Linked DNA regions of Homo sapiens: region 2 is linked to region 1. The links are chromatin loops, found by intact Hi-C in ENCODE. Cell type or tissue: PC-3. All regions are shown on one strand. Links, peaks and the distances in the headings refer to the core of each region. The heading gives the core; the rest is flanking DNA.

Region 1 (9,809 bases), core at 1,288-9,287:
ACCTGCTCTTACTCCTAGGACTTTAGCAAATGTTGCACCCAAGGAAAGTCAAGAGGCACAAGGTAGCTCAGGTGAGCGGGACACTTGGCAACTTTACAAGATGTATTTATATGCTGAATATACTAAAACTTACCAATTCTATTTTATTATGTCATCCTTCCTATGCCCCAACACAAACACCCACAGTGAAACTTAGAGCCTATTCACTGATTTATCTTTATAGAACTAATTCTAATTCAATTTGTTGTCATCCTTTACATAACAGAATACACTCCCCCACTCCATTTTTTAAAACAAACAAACAAAAATGATTCTAAGTACTGTATAAGGAAATATTTCTAGGCTAATGAGAACTCCATTGGTTTATAAACCTATGAGTTGTGTCTAAGCAAAATTCAGTTCAGCTACACTATGCTTAAGAGAGAACAACAAAAGCCACAAATAAAAAACTTGCCTAATCTCATCAACAATTATCAAAACTTAAGGAAAAATAGGGAAGGATTGAAGAAAGAAGTGATTTTTTTTTTTTTTTTTTAGTCCTGGGAGCTGCTTTGTAAATCCCTGTGCAGTGAAGCAATGCCTCTCATTCCAAATGCAACCCAGAGCAATGCAGAGTGGAAAACAGGTTTCCAGTTTTTAATAGAGACTTCTATGACTATCATAGTTTCACAAAATAACACCTAGAAGGGCATAACACTGTAGCACCTTAAAGGCTTGAACACCAGCTCCCTGATAGAATTTGCAGTTGCTCTTCATTCATCAGCCTCAAGTCTCTTTTTTCCCAGTACAAACTCCTATTTTTTTTTTTTTGAGACGGACTCTCGCTGTCACCCAGGCTGGAGTGCAGTGGCGCCATCTCGGCTCACCGCAAGCTCCGCCTCCCAGGTTCACACCATTCTCCTGCCTCAGCCTCCCGAGTAGCTGGGACTACAGGCGCCCACCACCACGCCTGGCTAAATTTTTTGTATTTTTAGTAGAGACGGGGGTTTCACTGTGTTAGCCAGGATGGTGTCGATCTTCTGACTTCGTGATCCGCCCGTCTTGGCCTCCCAAAGTGCTGGGATTATAGGCGTGAGCCACTGTGCCCGGGTTTTTTTTTTTTTTTTTAATTCTTACAACAGAATCTCTCGCTTAACATGGAATGGTCAGTGCCCTCTGTCCTCTCAAAGCAAATATAGCCCTTTTTGCTGAAACCTCAGAAGTTTTATGTTTGTAGCCAAAGATCAGAAAACTAGGAACTTTGCAGTTAATCTTTCCATGGTAGTCAGTTAACCTCACTGTCCAATCCACTTCACCAAAAATTCTGGCTGAAACTTCATCACAACATGAAAACCATAGTGCCCTGAATTAAACTGTAACTTTCCATTTATTTAATATAAAAATCTGAGAACGAAAGAATGAGAAAAAAAAAGCTTTAAAATACTTCCAAACTAGCATAAATGAATCTGAGAGGTTCTTCTACCTCAAGAGCAAATAAGCCTATTACTATGAAAGCTAAATGAAAATATTAAATCTCTATAAATAAATTGTATTTGCTATGGGAACCATCCATATTTTCAGAATTCCATAATAAAAAAAATTTAAAGTTGATGACCACAGAACAACCATATTGAATATCAAAAATTTAATTAAAGAATTTCATAGCTACAAATTATCTGGTAAAATTCCACCTGCATCTCTCCTTCCAAGTTAAACCCATCATTTTTTATTATGAATTTGAAAACCTACAAAGAAAGAACAGTGCAGCAAAGTAAGGAAAGTGTGAGTATGAAAAATGTGCCAATATCCCACACCAGTTTCTGCTTTCTGGAGTCAATTTCATAAAAATCTCCTGGGAGTGAAGGGAGTGAGGTAAATTAACAGCTTTTGGAAAGTGAAGAGACTTGCTACAGAGTCTGGGAAAAGATGGTCACCCCTACTACTGTATCCGAATAGTCCTGGGAGCTGCTTTGTAAATCCCTGTGCAGTGAAGCAATGCCTCTCATTCCAAATGCAACTCAGAGCAATGCAGAGTGGAAAACAGGTTTCCAGTTTTTAATAGAGACTTCTATGATTATCATAGTTTCACAAACTAAACTCTGAAGCAGACAGGGATGGTAGACAGGCATGAGGTGGCACTGGGGCATGGAGTGGATCATGCTTGGCTTGCTCACACACTGGGAACCAGCACAAAGTAAATGTATGTGGGGCTGCGAAACAGGGGAGGGGCAGTGATGCTTCAGATCATGGGGCCATTAGAAACTCTCCATTGGGAAATGCCTTTTGTTTTTCTTTCTTTCTTTTTTTGTATTAGTAAACCTACAAAAGGAAATAATACAATATGGCCTTTTTATTTGAACAGTAAAAATTTTAAATGGGTTTTAAAAGCTTATTAACACACAGATAAAATCACTGATATATTACCAAAATGATCATAGTAGAATAAAATATAAAAATTGCATTTTAAAATTTTTATGCTAGGCTTAATCTCTCTGAGAGCAAAAGTTGTTTCTTTATTTCTCTGTAATATCTAACATCTTGGTTCTCATAATCACCCAATAAGCATTTATTATCTCTATTATTATTAAATAATAATTTTTTTGAGACGGATTTTTGCTCTTGTTGCCCAGGCTGGAGCGCAATGGCGCGATCTCAGCTCACTGCAACCTCGCCTCCCGGGTTCAAGCAATTCTCCTGCCTCAGCTTCCCGAGTAGCTGGGAGCTGGGATTACAGGCATGTGCCACCATGCCCAGCTAATTTTGTATTTTTAGCAGAGATGGGTTTTCACCATGTTGGTCAGGCTGTTCTCAAACTCCTGACCTCAGGTGATCTACCCAGCTCGGCCTCTGAAAGTGCTGGGATTACAGGCGTGAGCCACCACACCTGGCCTGTTATTATTAAATAGTAATCTAATAATAATCATCTGCCATATTAATGAGTTCCTATTATTAGTTGGGAGTCACTGCTATCATGTAGGTGTTAGATAGATAGATAGTATTCATCATAATTATTTGAAGTATCATTCCAATTTGATAGATGAAGAAACTGTAACACAGAGAAATAAAAAAAATTGCCCGAGAATATGGAAATACAATTTCCAAAACCTAAATTTGAATTCGGATCACTCATACTTGAGTGAACGAATTGTGGAAAAAATTTTTCTAGATTTTCACAAATAGTACTCAATTGGCATTTATGCATGGGTGGATCTAAAATATAAAATGACTTCATGACATAGTCCCTATCTCCCAGGAAACTTATTCTTGGTTAGCACAAACACACTTGCAACATAAGGACCATCCCTTGAAAGGAAAGGGGATATTTATTGCAGATAAGAATCTCTTAGTTTCTTAGAGGATATAAGATTTGAAGCAGAACTTGGAGGAAAACATCAATAGGCAGAGGGAAGATAAAAAGAGAAGCACTGAAGTACCTAAATCGCAAAAGTTAGATGTGGGAACAGTAAAAAGTTAGATCTGAAGTGAGAAAGGATGCTGCATGGTGTGCTGCAATCAGTAGTGTTAAGGACAATAATGGAAATCATAGTATTTGTTTAGATACAGTGGAGGAGAACATGAGCAGTCTTGCAAGGCAGCTGGATACTCTTGGCACTCTTAGGTAAAAAAAAAAGTCACACAGAAGTAAGGTCAGTATAATGTGTTAAGTGTGATGCAACAGTCAATGGCAGCTTGGAATAAATTGTTAATGTTAATAAATTATATTAATAATTAATAAATAATGTTAATAAATTATAATGTCACTGGAGAGTGACATTATAAAAGTGGGACTTAGCCTAATCTGGTGGGAATGTGTAAAACGGATTCATGGAAAGAAAGCATTCTCAGTATGGTATTGTTCCTGCATGGCAGAGGTGTACTGACTGTTGTGAGATGGCCAGAGGAGCACTTAGCTCAACTAATGAGAGAATGTCAGTTCTGGGTGGAATCTGGACAGTAGAGAATGAAAGGGGATAGAGAGAGAGTGAGAGAGAGAGTTTGTGTGTGTCTGTGTGTGTTGGGGGTGGCAGCCTCAAGCAATTCCTTATTTTGAGGCTGAGAATGACAGTTGATGCGACTAAAACTCAGAAATGGGCTAGATCAGCAGGATCTTGTATGTCACACTAAGAAGCTTGAACCTTATTCTTTCTACAAGTTACAGGACCCAATGAAAGTTGTTAAGGAAGGTAAATACAAAATTAGATAGTTTTATATCACACTAGCAACAGAAGGCACCAATATATGTGTTTGTTGGAAAGCAGATACATGAGAGGCAAGGAGATGAATTTAGATGCTATCACAGTAACTGAGGGATAGATGATGAGGGCCTAAACTGAGGCATTTGTAGTAGGGATGGAGAAGAGGTACACTTGAGAAACATTTAGCAGGTAAAATGGTAGATCTTAGTGAACGATTGGAATTGTGCTGATTGAATGACTGACTGAATGACCGGGTAGCATCATGTTGCCATTAACTGGCATAAGGGGGACTACATAAGCAAAATGACCAAGTCTTGAAGGGAAGCCAATAAATTAAGTTTTGGATACACTGAATTTCATGTGGTTCTAGGCTGCCTTTGGGACAGCTGAATATATTTATTTATCTAAAGTTCATGTGAAAGATTGGGGTTGAAGAGATGTTATAATTATCAGCATTCAGCTGTTAAACAAAACCCTTAATTCTAGGTGGCCTAGGAAGAGAATATCCAGAGAGAACCAATGAACTAAATCTTGTAAGAAAAGCAAAATGCTACAGGAAAAGAGAAGAAGGAGCCCATGGATGAAGCTGAGAGGGAAAGGTCAGGGAGGTGGAGGAAGAACCTTCAGAGAGTAGCATTTTAGGAAAGCTGGAGTGGTCAATGGTCTCCAATAAAGGAGAAAGGCCTGATAAGATAAGATGAAAAGGGACCCTTGGAATATCACACATTTTAATCCTCACCATGCTAGACCAGCTTAAGTGGAAAGAGAGGCCAAGTGAGGGCATAGGAGGCAGAGACAGAAAACTGCACTGCTCCTTTTAAAGCAGCTGGGCTAAGAATAAAGACTGGGTGGGAGCTAGACACAGGCTGTGGGAGAGAGCTGAACTTGTTTACAAGCTAAAGGGAAAGAGCAGATAGAAAGGAAGTGGCTGAAGTTATAGAAAAGAGAGCATGACTGATGGAACAAGTTCCTCAGGGAGATGGAGAACAAATAAAACACAAAAGAACAAGTCCAGGAGGTGCTTCAAAACAATTCAAAGATTTGGTGAAAGCAATTTAAAAATACACCACTAGGGTTTATATCTGTGGTCAGTGAAGTAGATTGTAATGTCACTTTCCGTGTCTCATTTAAGTACTCTAAAATTACTTTTAAGTAAATTTCTTAAATGGTCCTCCTAAGAATCCCATCAGATGACAAAGGTGCATACTATTTCCTCAATATTTCAGATGAGGACACAAATTCCCAGTGAGGTTAAGGACCCTCTGCAGGTAGCAAAACTGCTAAATAGAACGAGGACCAGAACCCAGCTGTTCTCTCACATGATGGCTGGACCAAGCTTTATTATACTTGTTATACTACATAGACTACAACGAGGCTATGATGCTTACGTTGCAAGTAGTGTTTCCACCAATAATATAGTTTGCTGTCATCTTAAAGCTGAATTCACAATTCTGATTGGGCATCTCAAATAAAAGGTAAAAAGGGGTACAAAACTGTGAGACTGTCTTTCCTCCTTCTTAATCCTAAACTTAAAAAAAAAAAGCATGTAAACATTTTTGAGTTTGAACATAACACCAGAAGGCTATAGGAACAAAGTTTGATTAATTAATTAATATTAATTAATATTGTTAACATTTTTCCTCTTCTTTTTTTTTTTTTTTTTTTTGAGACGGAGTCTCGTTTTGTTGCCTAGGCTGGAGTGCAGTGGCATGATCTCTGCTCACTGCAGCCTCCCCCTCCCAGGTTCAAGCGATTCTCCTGCCTCAGCCTCCCGAGTAGCTTGAATTACAAGTGCCCACCACCATACCCAGATAAATTTTTTTGTATTTTTAGTAGAGACAGGGTTTCACCATGATGGCCAGGCTGGTCTCAAAATCCTGACCTCAGGTGATCCGCCCACCTCAGCCTCCCAAACTGCTGAGATTACAGGAGTGAGCCACACACCCAGCCTCTATCTTCTCTGTAGAAGGCAAGATTTAGATAGGAATAATCTTGCTTTATTGTAATTTCCCTTATACATTGTTTCTTAGTGAATATTTTAGTATAAGATGAAGCCACCTTGATTTATTTGAAGGGTTTAGTTTTTAAAACATTGATAAAATGAAATAAAAACCTTAAGGTTGCCAATATGGTCACACCTTTAAAGCAAAATTTTCCATAGGATAGAGTACTTCCCATGCAAATGCCAAGAGTAAATAGTCTTTTAAATATTGAATATCACAGCTCATTCATCTTACGTAAAATTTAGATAAATATATATGAACTTTATATGGAGATAAATTTAAGAAAACTAGATTATCAGTATCTTCCTGATAATTTCATTCAGACTCCAAAAGCCTACTCAAGCTGTGACTTTTAGATATAAGAAAAGTTCAAAGACTTCATATTTATCAGTAAGTTGATACTGTCTCGTGCTACATTTTTAGTGAAAATTATAGTTTCATGGATATAAATAATAAAAAATATTAAATCAAGGAATATCTTTATATAATTCCAAGATTTGTCTTATATAAACTTGTGTAACTTGCCCAAATTTATACAATAGATCAATTAATAATCAACACTTCCAGTCTTTTCCCCCACCCTTACTATATCTCTAATGTATAAATCTAAGCTTTTCAATGTTGTGATCTCAGAGAAGAAAATCCGATTAAAGATCAGTTGATCCATGTCCATACATTTTAAGAATGCCATGTAAGGCCAGGTGATGATGCATTAATCATTCTTCAAACCAGAGAAAACTGTATGATTTTTAAAAACTACATTCTGTGGCCATAGATTAACACGATTCCAATCTTCTAATTTCCAGCTTCTTAAAACAAAGCTTCCTCTTTCTGCTTTTGCCTCACATCCTGCATTAGGTACCTGTCTAGAATGATGAACACAATGAATTTCAGGCCTGTAGCGATAGTGCTCAAAGTGTGAAGAGCAGAAAGTAAGAGAGAGGAAATATTGAAAATGAAAAACATGCATTCACCTGGAAACACATGCAAATGGCATGTGTCTTCTGCATAGTAGAATGATTCGCCTAATCCACCATGAGGGGTATTTGGGCCTTGAGTTATTTTTCCAGAAGTGATGGTGACTTTGCAATGGTTTACCTACAAACTTCAACTAAGCAGCCTTATAAGTAAAATGAATAACTAGAATAGCAAGTTATTACCAAAATCTTAATGTGTAGCCTCGGAACATAAAAGCCAACAGGTCCACAACAAGATTCAGAGTGTCAGTCAAAGATTTAATACAGTGGTTCACCAATGTAAATCAGAGTCAACTGGAGAGCTCTAAAAACATACAGATGCCCAGACCCCATCCAAACTTCCTAGATATTTGGAAAGTAGAGGGGTCTAGAATCTATATTAGTCACAAGATCTTAGGTGATTCTTTATACCATTTTTTATCAACACTGATCTGTGGCTTGCTTACCAATGACCCTACGAGTCATGGTCCAAGTATACATTGTGTTAGTCAATATTAAAAATTCACTAAATCTATGAATCTACCAATGTACATATGTAGAAAGAGATATACTCTTCAAACTAAAGCTTCAGTTTAGTTTGAATAGAAGTTATAGGTGTCAAAATTTATCTAAAGACAAGAAGCAAAGAAAATGTAGCCTAATATTTATGTGCCATTCAGTCTTCTTGGCTTCACAGTCTACTCAGTAATGAACAATAACCAAAGTGGATCTAGTCACACAACTATATTTTGTCCATTGAAACCGTAAGATCTAGGCCACTAAAAGTAGCTGACCTTTTTGCTCACTGAGGTAGGGACCATAAAACTCCTAATAGTGGTGCTTCCTTTTATCCTTCATAGCAGAACTCAATTCAGTAGAGTATATTGCCAGCACCACCCAGGTAAGGGCTACATTTCCTAGCCCCTCTTGAAGTTTTGTGTGACCATATGACTAAATTCCGGCCAACTGTAAGTAAGTTTAAATGTTATGAAGACTTTAAAGTCTTCATAAAAGGGGGCAGGGTGGGGAATGGCTCACAGTTTTTGTTTTCCATCCTCTATCCACATGCCTAGAAAGTACACGCAATGGCTGGAGCTTCAGCAGCCATTTAGGACCATAAAAATAAATTTAAAAAAAAATACCTAGAGATATGGGAGCCAGGAGAGGTAGAAAAAACCTCAGTCCCTGATGACTTTGTGGAGCCAATATGCCAGCCTTTCACTACCTGCTTAAAAGCATTTCTTTATATTTAAAAAAGAAAACTTTTTTTTTTTTTTTTTTAGACAGAGTCTCACTCTGTCACCCAGACTGGAGTGCAGTGGCACGGTCTCAGCTCACTGCAACCTCCGCCTCCCGGGTTCTAGCAACTCTCGTGCCTCAGTCTCCTGAGTAGCTGGGACCACGCCTACCTAATTTTTGTGCCACCACGCCTACCTAATTTTTGTATTTTGGGTAGGGACGGAGTTTTGCCATATTGGCCGGGCTGGTCTCGAACTCCTGACCTCAGGTGATCCGCCCACCTCGGCCTCCCAAAGTGCTGGGATTACAGGCATGAGCCACTGCGCCTGGCCAGAAAACCTTTTTTTGTTTGTTTAAACTACTGTGTTCTGCTACATGTACCCACTATAAAAGTCTGAATGTCCTACATGTTTCATAGCATGTATTTCAACAGTAATGAGTTTAAAACAATTTATGAGTTAACATGCATCTTAAGCTATGTATACATATTTATACATATTCTGTACCTCCTTTAAAATGATGTCATCCAAATACTACTGAGTGTTAAATATCTGCTTCCTGATTTTTGTATCGTAACAATGAGATAAATGGCAGACATATCATAAAAATGCAAGAGACCATGACATATAAGACTGTGAGCCCCTCATCTCTCAGTAATCAAAAGTTAGCTTGGGTCCAGGAGGATATCAGTGTAGGATTGCAACATGATGGCTGTAAATTCATGGGCCGGGAGCCAAATATATACTCAGATATATTTTATTTGTCATATGCAATATCTTCTGAAAATGTTAATTCTGAATGCCTTAAAGTGGACATGCACCTTCAGTTCTCCACAGGCCCCATCATCACCTATTGATGTACAAACACTGGCTTGCTTCACTTGTTTATATTACCTGCCTGGCCTCTGAAAGCATTGAGGTTTACAGTATTTGGAAACAAAATGATACATTTCTGCACCTTCCCTTCTCCATTGCTTATCCCATGTTGAATACAATGATTCATAACAAAGATTATTTTCTAAAATTAAGCATGCCTACTTCTAATAACAAGAATATATATAGCTCACTAGATGCTAGGCATTAACTTAGGAATATAAATACACTGTAAATGCTCTAGCATTTTCCTTAACACAAATGTGGAATCTTTTGAAGACCACCACCCCAATGCACACACACTCTCACCACACGCACACACACACGCACACACACTCTTTAAAAGCTGATTTTGTCATTTTAACTCCCTGATTTTTCACACACACACATACACCCACACAAACTCTTTAAAAGCTGATTTTTTTCATTTTAACTCCCTAATTTTTGTTACGTTAGTTTTAACTAAAGTCAGCCCAACTCCCAAACTTTCTCCTTTCAGTTTCTTATAAATTTAGAAAATCAAATCAGTTCTTAAAACTCAGTGAGAATGGAACTGATTTTGGC
Region 2 (9,809 bases), core at 1,270-9,269, 66 kb before region 1:
GCATTCTTAGTTTTCCACCATCTACATGCACTTTGAGTATCTAATCAATGCCTCATTATCTTACTCTTAAATTTTGTTTTCATTTTTAAGTTTAAGAATGACATTAAAATGAATATCTTTGTTTATAAATGTGTCCATGGTATCTCTGATTAATACCTTATGATATGTTTTTAGAAGTTAAATTTGTGGACTAAAGACATTTTAAGTTTTTAACCCATATCACCAAATTGTACTACTAAAGATACAATCTACTTATATCCTTCCAATACTATCCTGACAAAACTTCATGAAGTGAAATGATGGACTTAAGGGCGGAACTAATAATAACTCAGTCACAGTTGCTGATTCTAATGTTGAAGCAGCGAATACTCTGGAAGTAAGGAATAAATTGAGAATCCAAAAGAAGGAAAGGGCTCTCCAGAAGCAGGAGGCAGTTCTATAGGGTAAGTTCAAGATTGAAACACTAGGGACTAATAGCCAACCTACACAAAGCCTAGGACAAGAAAGAATCAACATATATGGGCTTCAAAGTAAAATAGGCTTATTTCTGCATGTTCACATCCACTAACTTCTAGAGTCTTTCTATTTTAAAAAATACAAAAATAATAAAATTTAACCATGTAAGAGCTATAATAAAAGATATTTTTCAAAATGCTGAAAGAATTTGAATTGTTTAGAAAGGGTACATAAATTTTTGTGCAATAAACAAAGGACTTTATGATGCTGAAACAATGCTCCTTCTAGAGGAAGACTAGAAGAACAAATAAAAAGAGAGGACAAATTGTTTCAGTCAGAATGAGAAAAATGGAACAGCCTGCTAAGAATAGTTGTGAAATTTCCATCCTAAGAGACCTACAAGCAAAATGCACTTTATACTTGCTTTATATGTAGGGGAATAGAACTCTCTGATACCTGTCTTACCTAAATTGTAGGCTTTTTGATATATGACTGTTCTGTTGCTGCACAATATTTAAAAGGGGTTAAGTGTTCAATTATAAGTTTCTAATAATAAATTCCCTAATGATTCTATAGATTTCTTATTTTGGATATAAGCCACAAATGTAAATATTTGTTTCTATTGTTTGTATTAATATAGGCTTTGAATAAGTTAATTTGTATGGAATAATGGTCTGTCTAAAGTTTTACTAAATTTAATTTTCATATCCACTGAGAAACATAAAGTTCATGTACTCAGATCCAGATGTGCATTACAATTACTTATCATTTAATACCATGTGGACATGCTTTGTAGAATGTCATTACCATGGAAGCAGTTATAGTGTTTTTCTCACATTTGCATCATCTATACCATTTGCCTCATAGCCATATAAAAAAGGTTCAGTAATTATGTTGGAGTTAACATGAATTAATGAATGAATCAATCGGTCAATGAGTTGTAAGTAAATATCAAAGTGGATATAAACGAAGAACAAATTGCATTTTTATAACATTGCTTTGCTCTTGTGTTTCTGATGATACCTGATGACAAATGAAAACAAGTCATGAAGATAGTGGCACATAACCACAGTCTGCTACATTGGCAGCTGCTTTGAGTATATTCTTCACCCAGCTCTCCCACACTACTTTTGGAGAAAGGCAGCAAATGACACAGCCTACCAGTTATCTCTCTAAGTCGGGTAACTGCTAACTGAATTAAAATGATTATTTCATGGCAGTACTCATTGTTAGGATTTTTTGTTGTTTCATAGATTGGTCTGTCTCTCTATCTGTCTATCCATGCATCCATGCATCCATCCATCTATCTTTCACCTATCTGTCAAGTTTGTTCAAGGCCTATACCAATCTGCTAAGTTTCAATTTATTTTCGTTTTCACAATAAATTAAATGTGAAATAGCATTTGCAGCCCTTCTCCTTTGACATATATTCATATCTAATTTATTCCAAATGAGACAAATTTATGATATTGCCCTCTGAATCAAAATGTGTAAAACTGGCCAGGATCTCCCCTTGATAGCATCACTCTTACTTATCATGAATGTGTAGCATTGCTTTATCTGTTATCTGATAAATCATTTTATTAAAGTTCCACTGTGTGCAAAAGTAAAGAAAATTTATGGAAATTGGGACCAGCAACAGTTTCTACTGCCTTGATCCCTGTGCCCATCTCATTTGGATACAACTGAAGTAAATGCCATAATTTTCAAGATAACCAAAAAACAGAGAGCACTCTTGGGCAAAAAGAACTATCTTCGCTTCGTAGGATTACCTTATTGATGGCAAGTGACCAAGCTGACCAGCTATACTCGGGTCATGGATGCAGCCTACCCTGTTTTCAAGTGTAAAGCTTGTGTCCAGAATTAGATTTTAAGCTCTCTGAAGGTGAAGGAGGGGAGAGGAGGGGAAGAAATGTCTGTTTGGTAAAATGTTCAATTAATTCTGGATCTTTACTTCCCAACCAATGAGAGAGGGGCTACAGGCCCATTGAAGTCAAATTGACATTCTTCGTTCCTTCCTTCCTTCCTCCCTCACTTTCTTCCTTCCTCCTTCCCTTCCTCCTATCTTTTCTTTCTTCCATCAAATGTGTATTGTACTTCTAATATGTGCAAAGTATGTACTATGCAATGACAAATGCAAAGAATAAAAGGTTAATCAGACATTTTCAATCCCTAAAGATGTCACAACTTTCTGGCAGAAACAGATATACAAACAGAAATTAACCATAAAGTGAATGGTTAAGAGGCATCTGTCCTTTGGAAACACAGTAGCTGAACTGTGCTTATATACTTGTCACAATGTATTTGTATGGTACTTTGTACTTTTCAAAAGCTTTCAAACGTTTCAGAGCACAGTTCTGTGTGGATAGTATTGGATATAAGTCTGCTTATGAAAAAGAAAATATGCAAAGTAACACTTACCTTTCTTCCTCTACCTGTAAAAAGAAAAGAGTAAATGTGTTATTTTATGAGGAAACAATTATTGAGAATCTGCTAAATATTTACTTTCAATAATAGATTTCTTCTGGAGTCAGAATTACAGTGATAGTGATTACACTATCAGCAGTAAGCAGAATTCAAAAGGTTTTGGATCAATACTTCCATAAAAGGCAAAAAATGCATCTTTTTGGAAAATTCTAACATGATATTAATATTCTTCACAACATTTATATGACATTTAAAGTTCATTAAATTATTAAATTAGCTATTAAAGCTATAATGAATTATCTTTCATCAATATTCTCCATTTTTGCTTTTTATAATTTTATGAGCAAGGCTGTTTATTCATATGGTTCAAAAGCAAAAATGTATTAAAAGTATACAATTATACACTAAAAAATGTCATTCCATCTGGTCCTGTGTTCCCTATTTCCACTTTACCCCCACCCCCACAGGAGGCCACTATTATTGGTTTCTCGTATGTTGTTCTCAAGTTTAGTTTGGAATATTTAAGAAAATTATTACAGACTCATTTTTCTACTTTTTCCATACTGTTCTTCACTTGTCTGTATATCACATAGTTCATTAAATCTTACAGATCTTTGCTCATCAGTATATAGTTTCTTTATTGTTTTTCTTAATTTTTTTATAAGATTCCACTGTATTAATCTAACACAATCTATTTAACTAATTTTGACCTTTACCCATTAGGGACATTTGGATTGTTTCTAATCTTTTGTTATCACTAGGATGTACTTTATCATCTAACCAGGACACTTTTAAGAATGAAAGTGAAAGTTATTGTTTATTATGCCAAGAAAATTGATGTAATTTGGGGTTTTCCTAGGCAAGCTAGAATGAAGGTCATGCTGGCTATTAAAAATAATATTGTAATGAGTAATTGTTACGTATACGCTACATGCAAGTATATTTGTAAGATAAATTCCCCAATATCCTTTTTGAGTTAAAGGTATAGGCATTGGTAACTTGATAGATACTACCAATATCCTTTCATAGAAATTATACCACTTTACACTCCACAAATAATGGACACATTTCCCCACAGGCAATATGCAGTGATACCCAGTATGCTATCAAACATTTTAATTTTGGCCAATCTGATAGGTAAAACATGATAGCTCAGTATAGTTTTCATTCACATATTTTATTATGAGAAAATTTGACAGTTTTGTCATATATTGAAAAATCATTTGTATTTCCTTGTTCGAATGATTAGCTAATTTCCCTTGCCTATATTTTTATTAGGTTATTGATATTTTAATTATTTATATCTAGTATTTCTTTATATGTAAAGAATATTAATTCTTTGTGAATTGAGTTGCAAACATTTCTACTTTGCTCATTTTTTGTGTCACACAAATGTTTATTATTTTTGTACATTTTTATGCCTTCTGGGCTTTGAGTCAGAATTCATAAAGTCATATATTTTAGAAGACTATAAAGAAATTATCCTATGTTATCTTTGAAATCATTATGATTTAATTTTTCTCATTTAAATCACTGCTTTATTTATAATTTGTGCTAGTGTAGAATATATTTTTATTATTCAACTTCATTTTTTTCCAGATGATTGCCTAGCCATTCCAACAAGGTTTATGAAATAATTCTTCTTTTCTCCACTGCTACGATGCCATCTTTATTGTATTCAATCTGACCATGTATATTTGGATCTACTTCAAGATTTTATTTTATTCATGTATCTACATCACATTTTTTAAACTAATGAATCCTTTTTAAAATCTTGTAGGGCTAGTCATCCTTAATTGCTCTTATTCTTAAGGATTTGCCTGATTATTCTTTCTTGTGTAGTCTATGAAAATTTTAACTTGCAATATGTTGAATTCTCAAAGAAAGTGTGCTATGTTTATATTGAGATCATGTTAAAATCACTAATTAACTTATGGAGAATTTATGTGAGTGTAATGTTTAGTCTTTCTAACCAAGAACATAATAGGACATTCAGTCTTTTAAATACTTAGTTTGAATTAGCAGTATTAAAAAATTTTCATCAGATCTCATACATTTTGTGTTAAGTTATCCTTAAGTGTCTGTTGCTATTACAAATGAGGAATTTTTATTCCTATTATTTCTTCTATGATGTAATTGTTTATACATAGTAAACCTATTAATTTCTGCTTGTTAATTTTGCACTCTCATGTCTTACTAAATTCTTTTATTTTTTGTAGTTTTATTTTTACTCAATTTAATAGGTTTGTAAGCATACAATTGTATTTTCTGCAAATGGATAGTTTTTGCTCCTCTTTTTAGAGTTTTGAAACCTCTGATTTCTTTTTTTAATGTCAAATTATTTATTCAGGCACATTCAGTACTGTTAAATGGTAATGGTGATAATGGATACTCAGTCTATCTTTGTGTTTAGTAGGGATGCTTTTAGTATTAAGCATAATGAAACTTTTAAGTTGAGATGTAAATATTGTATTATGTTAGTATCATTTATTACCAAGTTAGTAACTGTCTTTATCAAAAGTATTTACTGATCATTGTCAAATACTTTTACTTTAATTATGAAAGAATTCATATACTTTCTCTTCATAGATCTGTTAAGATAATTATTTTTATTAATAGCTTCCTTAATAGTCAATTATTTTGCACTTGTGGAATAATCGCCACTTTTTCATGAATAATTACTCTCTTAATATGCTAATAGACTTAATATTTTATTTAGAATTGTAAAAAAAATTTATGAGATCAGTTCATAGTTTTTTGTGTGTGTCATTGTTATTACTTTTGCTGTAAATAATATACTTCCTTCATAGTAAAACTTTGAAAGTTTGCTGTCTCTTTCAATGTTCAAGAAGAGGATTTAAAAGCATTAAAACCATCTGATTTCTTTTTAAGACCTTTTAGTTGTTTGACACAACTGTGAAAACACCTGGACTTGCTGCTTTGGGAATCTAGCTGCTTTGCAAATTTCTCTGTTTCTTCTAAGAAAATCCATGTTCTAAGATTTTCTGTTTCTACCAGAGCTAGTCTTAGTAAATTACATTGTCTTAGAAAATTATTCATATTAGTTTTCAAATTTATGAAGATACAGTTGAATAAAGGGACCTCTTAATGATTCTTTCATGTTGTTTTACTTTCATTAGGTAATTTTTTCTTTATCATTTTTTGCTTTAGGTTAGATCTTTTGGTTGGGTTTTTATGGGACCATGTTTTGGATTTACATATTATTTCTACTATATTTCAGTTTTCTCACTTTTCAACTTCTGTTTTTATCTTTACAATTTTTTTCTTCCACTTACTTTCAGTTTATTTTGTTGATTCTTTTTAACTTTTTGAGAAAGATGCTAAATGCACATACTTTTATTCTTTCTTTTTATTTATATAAGCATAGAACTATGATTTTTTGTTAAAATTTTAAAAATAAAATGTTTCACTGTGTTTTCAAGTATCTTTGTTTGGTGTGTTAGAACTTCTTATGTTTAAAAAGATTTATATATTAGTTCTATCAATTATATTCCATATTCTGCTAAATTATGTTAACATTCTTTTACATTACTCATAGATCTGTATTTGTTTAGACAGTTTCTATTAGTTCCACTAAAATGAGCAATGATAAAATTGACAGTGTTTCTTTTTTCTTACATGCCGCTCAGGTTTTCTTCTAGCATTCCATTTTAACAAGGAAATGTTCTTTTTAGCATTTATTTTTGTAGTGTTAAATGTGCCACTACTTTGTTCATGTGATTTGTCAGGTTTGAATGATATTATCTGACTTTCACCTTTAAAGATGAGGAATTACCAAACTCACTCTAGTTCATACTTTCTTTTGCCTCCCCCTTTCATTATATATGTTTTATAATTATTTCTGCATTGTCAGAAGCTATAATATTTACAATCCCATCTGTCACCCTAAGTTACACTTTTGTTTTAGTCTTTTTCTAGATTTAAATATAATAAATGCTCACATAAGTTCTTTGACAGTTTCTTCAATTAACTCTTGGTTGCCTTGCATTTAGCCGATGGTAGTTTCCCTGAGAAATTTATAGAAACAATAACCCCACAGAAATGCTTTTACTGTAGCTTTTATATTTGAAGGAGAGAATGGATTTATATTTAACTTTAATTAACCATATTATCTCCTTAAGAAATATGTATATATTGCTCCACTGTCTTCTGACACTGGATACTGTGGAGAAATTTGTGACCAGTCTTAACAACTTTTCCCTTGAGAAATAATCTGTTCTTATTCTTTGACATTCTAAAGAAGTATTTATTTATCTTTAAAGTTTAATGACTTCATTAAGTTACATATGTCTCTGTTAACTCTTTTAGGTCAATTTTTCAGACATGTGGTTGCCATTTCAATATTGACATTAAAGTTTTACTTCATAAAATTTTTCTTGTATTATATTGTTATTTGTTCTACTCAATTGTATTAATTTTTTCTTTGGGTGCCCATCTTCAGGGTTATCCCTTGCTTGCCTTCTACATCTATTATTTTTTAACTCTTTAAAAATTGTAATTCATTATTTTCCTATTCTCATGGCCCTTGCTTTATTTTGTGTGATATCAACTCTCCTTATGATCCCTCATATTTCATCTTCATTTCTTTGTGATGATTTGATTTTCCTTCTATTTCTTTTCTGACCATTACTTATTTCTGCTTTATAGCCTTCTTTCTTAAAGAGAATTACTTTATTAAGTTTTTTTTTTTTTTTGGTTCACGGTAAAATGATAGGTCAGAATTTTCACATGGTCTATAGCAATATATTTTCTGGTGTGTTATCTCGTAAATTTAGCTGAACTCAACCACTTTTTATCTTATGGCATCTGTGCATAATGCAATTGCCAGCTCCTAGACCAACTATTTGAAGGAGACTGTATATTTTGGTGTGTTTTCTGATATTTGCCACCATTGTTCCCATTTGCTATTCACTTATCCCCACGGATTTAATTTTACTTTATTCCTGGGCTGTTTTGATGATTGTATTTGCTTTGGGTAGCTCTTATATGTCTTGGTTTTAATTCTTTCTTTTATATATTTCTTATTACATTACTGAAAAGTGAGTGTAGGTATTTACCCAAGGCACATTGTTTCTGTTCAAGAAGCAGAGAAAAGGTAAGTTGCTATCTATTTCCATATACATACTGTTGAAACCTTTATTGTATTTGCTGTTATTTGCAATGAAATTTTGAAAAAAAAATAAAGCCTTGATATTGTCTTGACAATGATGAATTAGAAGTCTCATGACTGCTAACACAAATAACCTGAAGGTTTAATATTGCTCTTACCTTGTTTATTGAAACCTATAAATATAAACTTGTTTCCCTAACATGTATCTTTAAAATATGTACTCATACTGAAATACATAATATCTGTTAAACACAGAAACTTTTTCTTCAAAGAAGTTTTAAAAGTTTTACTTTATATTATTTTTTCTCCTGGAAATCTATTTCATTCTTTACCTAGCCAACATGAAAAGCATTCTGCATTTAAGAGCCAATGTAATACAGGGTGCTGTGGCACTGAATTACATTAGGAATAAGTATTCCATTCACTAGGACAAAGTTGGCATCATTGTAGATAAATGTGTTTTCTAGATCTTCTCTCAGGCATTAATGGACTTAAAGGGAAACTGAAAAATAACTTGGAGGCACTCATCATGCATATGGTAACAAATGATCATCTTAAGTGATTCAAGAAATTCTCAGATTAGACATAACCACCAAAATTCAGCCCCAAATGCTTCAGATATTTAAGAAGACAGGAAATTACTGTCTGCTTCTATCTAACTTTAGATGAAGTGAGTGAGCAAAATCATTAATCATTAACCCCAAAAGCCACCAAAAAAGCTGCTTAATTATTCTCTTGAGTTGCTGAATGCTGAAAGTGAAAAACACTGCAACTATAAAGGTGAGTAACTGGATCAATTATGAGTTGGCCCTAAACATTCTTACCAAAATTGGTATTGCCACCTCCAGGTGTTTGTGAACAGACAGGACAGCATTCCCCAGGGGGCGTTACAGGGTCGGCACAGTCCAGCACATCCTGGCATTCTATCTTGTCACAGAGAATGGCTCCATTGTCACAGACACAGATCTGACAAGGGGCAGGTTTCCAAATGTCCCTGTTTAAGTACATCTGGCCATTCTGAGTGCAGGCTATTTCTTCACCATATCCTTCTAAAATAAGAAAAGAAAGAAGAGGTTAGTAATCTGAAATTATAGAATTGAGAAAATAAAAGGTGAGCCATCTTGTGGATTCTAAAAAATTCTGGACTAAGAAGTAACCTTCCAAGGAGCCAAACACAGATGAACTGATTTCATTTCATAACAAAATAATATGTAATTCACCATGAAATAATGATAATGTATCCTTGCATGATAGGGGAAGAAATAAAAGTGATACAATGGAGGTATATTTTTTAACCAGATAATGCTTCCTTCAAGATTTTATTCTTGAAGGTATGAATGATGAAACATGAGAATATCAATAAAGAGGGATAAAAGAGAACCATCTGAAAATGGGGAGAAAATGAATAGCTCAAAGGAGAATATAAAATTTGAATGTTTGGTGAACCCTATTATGACTTGCAACTCACTGGAAACTTTAGTAAATTCCACAACAGGAGACAGTATGTTTTCATGTACCATAGAAAAAAACTTCAAAAAAGAAAAAGGTGTATGTTTTTATTAAAATTATTTTTAAATGTACAGTAAAAAAGTATAACCATGTCCCATTTCATGGAGTAGAATTCTATTTGATATACTAAATTGATGGTGTTTACTCAACTGTGGCAGAAATGCAAAACTTATGCAGATAATGAGTGAATTATGTTTGCATCAAAATTAATTAAGGAAAACCATAGCCAAAATAATACAGTGAGTTAATATATATTTGTCTAGTGCTTTTCTACATTTACATTACA

Evidence for each region. A loop is a pair of places that touch in the nucleus more often than their neighbours do. Peaks named below come from ENCODE experiments on the same cell type or tissue, not always from the same donor. Only the 100,000 strongest peaks of a DNase experiment are listed, where the experiment ranks them.
Region 2: a loop joins it to region 1, with 2.3 times the contacts of the local background. A loop is called at or near these places in 19 of 110 quality-filtered maps.

What each region holds. Positions count from the first base shown.
Region 1 is chr2:189,167,148-189,176,956 of GRCh38, forward strand. All of the region lies in intron 1 of COL5A2 (collagen type V alpha 2 chain), which reads right to left. Among named protein-coding and RNA genes, the nearest start is that of COL5A2, 7.7 kb to the right of the region's middle. In PC-3, for the core only: CTCF peaks have their summits at 5,270 and 5,472; no DNase peak of the experiment used is centred there.
Region 2 is chr2:189,101,387-189,111,195 of GRCh38, forward strand. It overlaps COL5A2 (collagen type V alpha 2 chain), which reads right to left. Exons shown (of 54, transcript NM_000393.5): 2 at 8,839-9,063; 3 at 2,878-2,891. Among named protein-coding and RNA genes, the nearest start is that of MIR3129, 27 kb to the right of the region's middle. In PC-3, for the core only: no CTCF peak of the experiment used is centred there; no DNase peak of the experiment used is centred there; H3K27ac peaks cover 2,701 bases.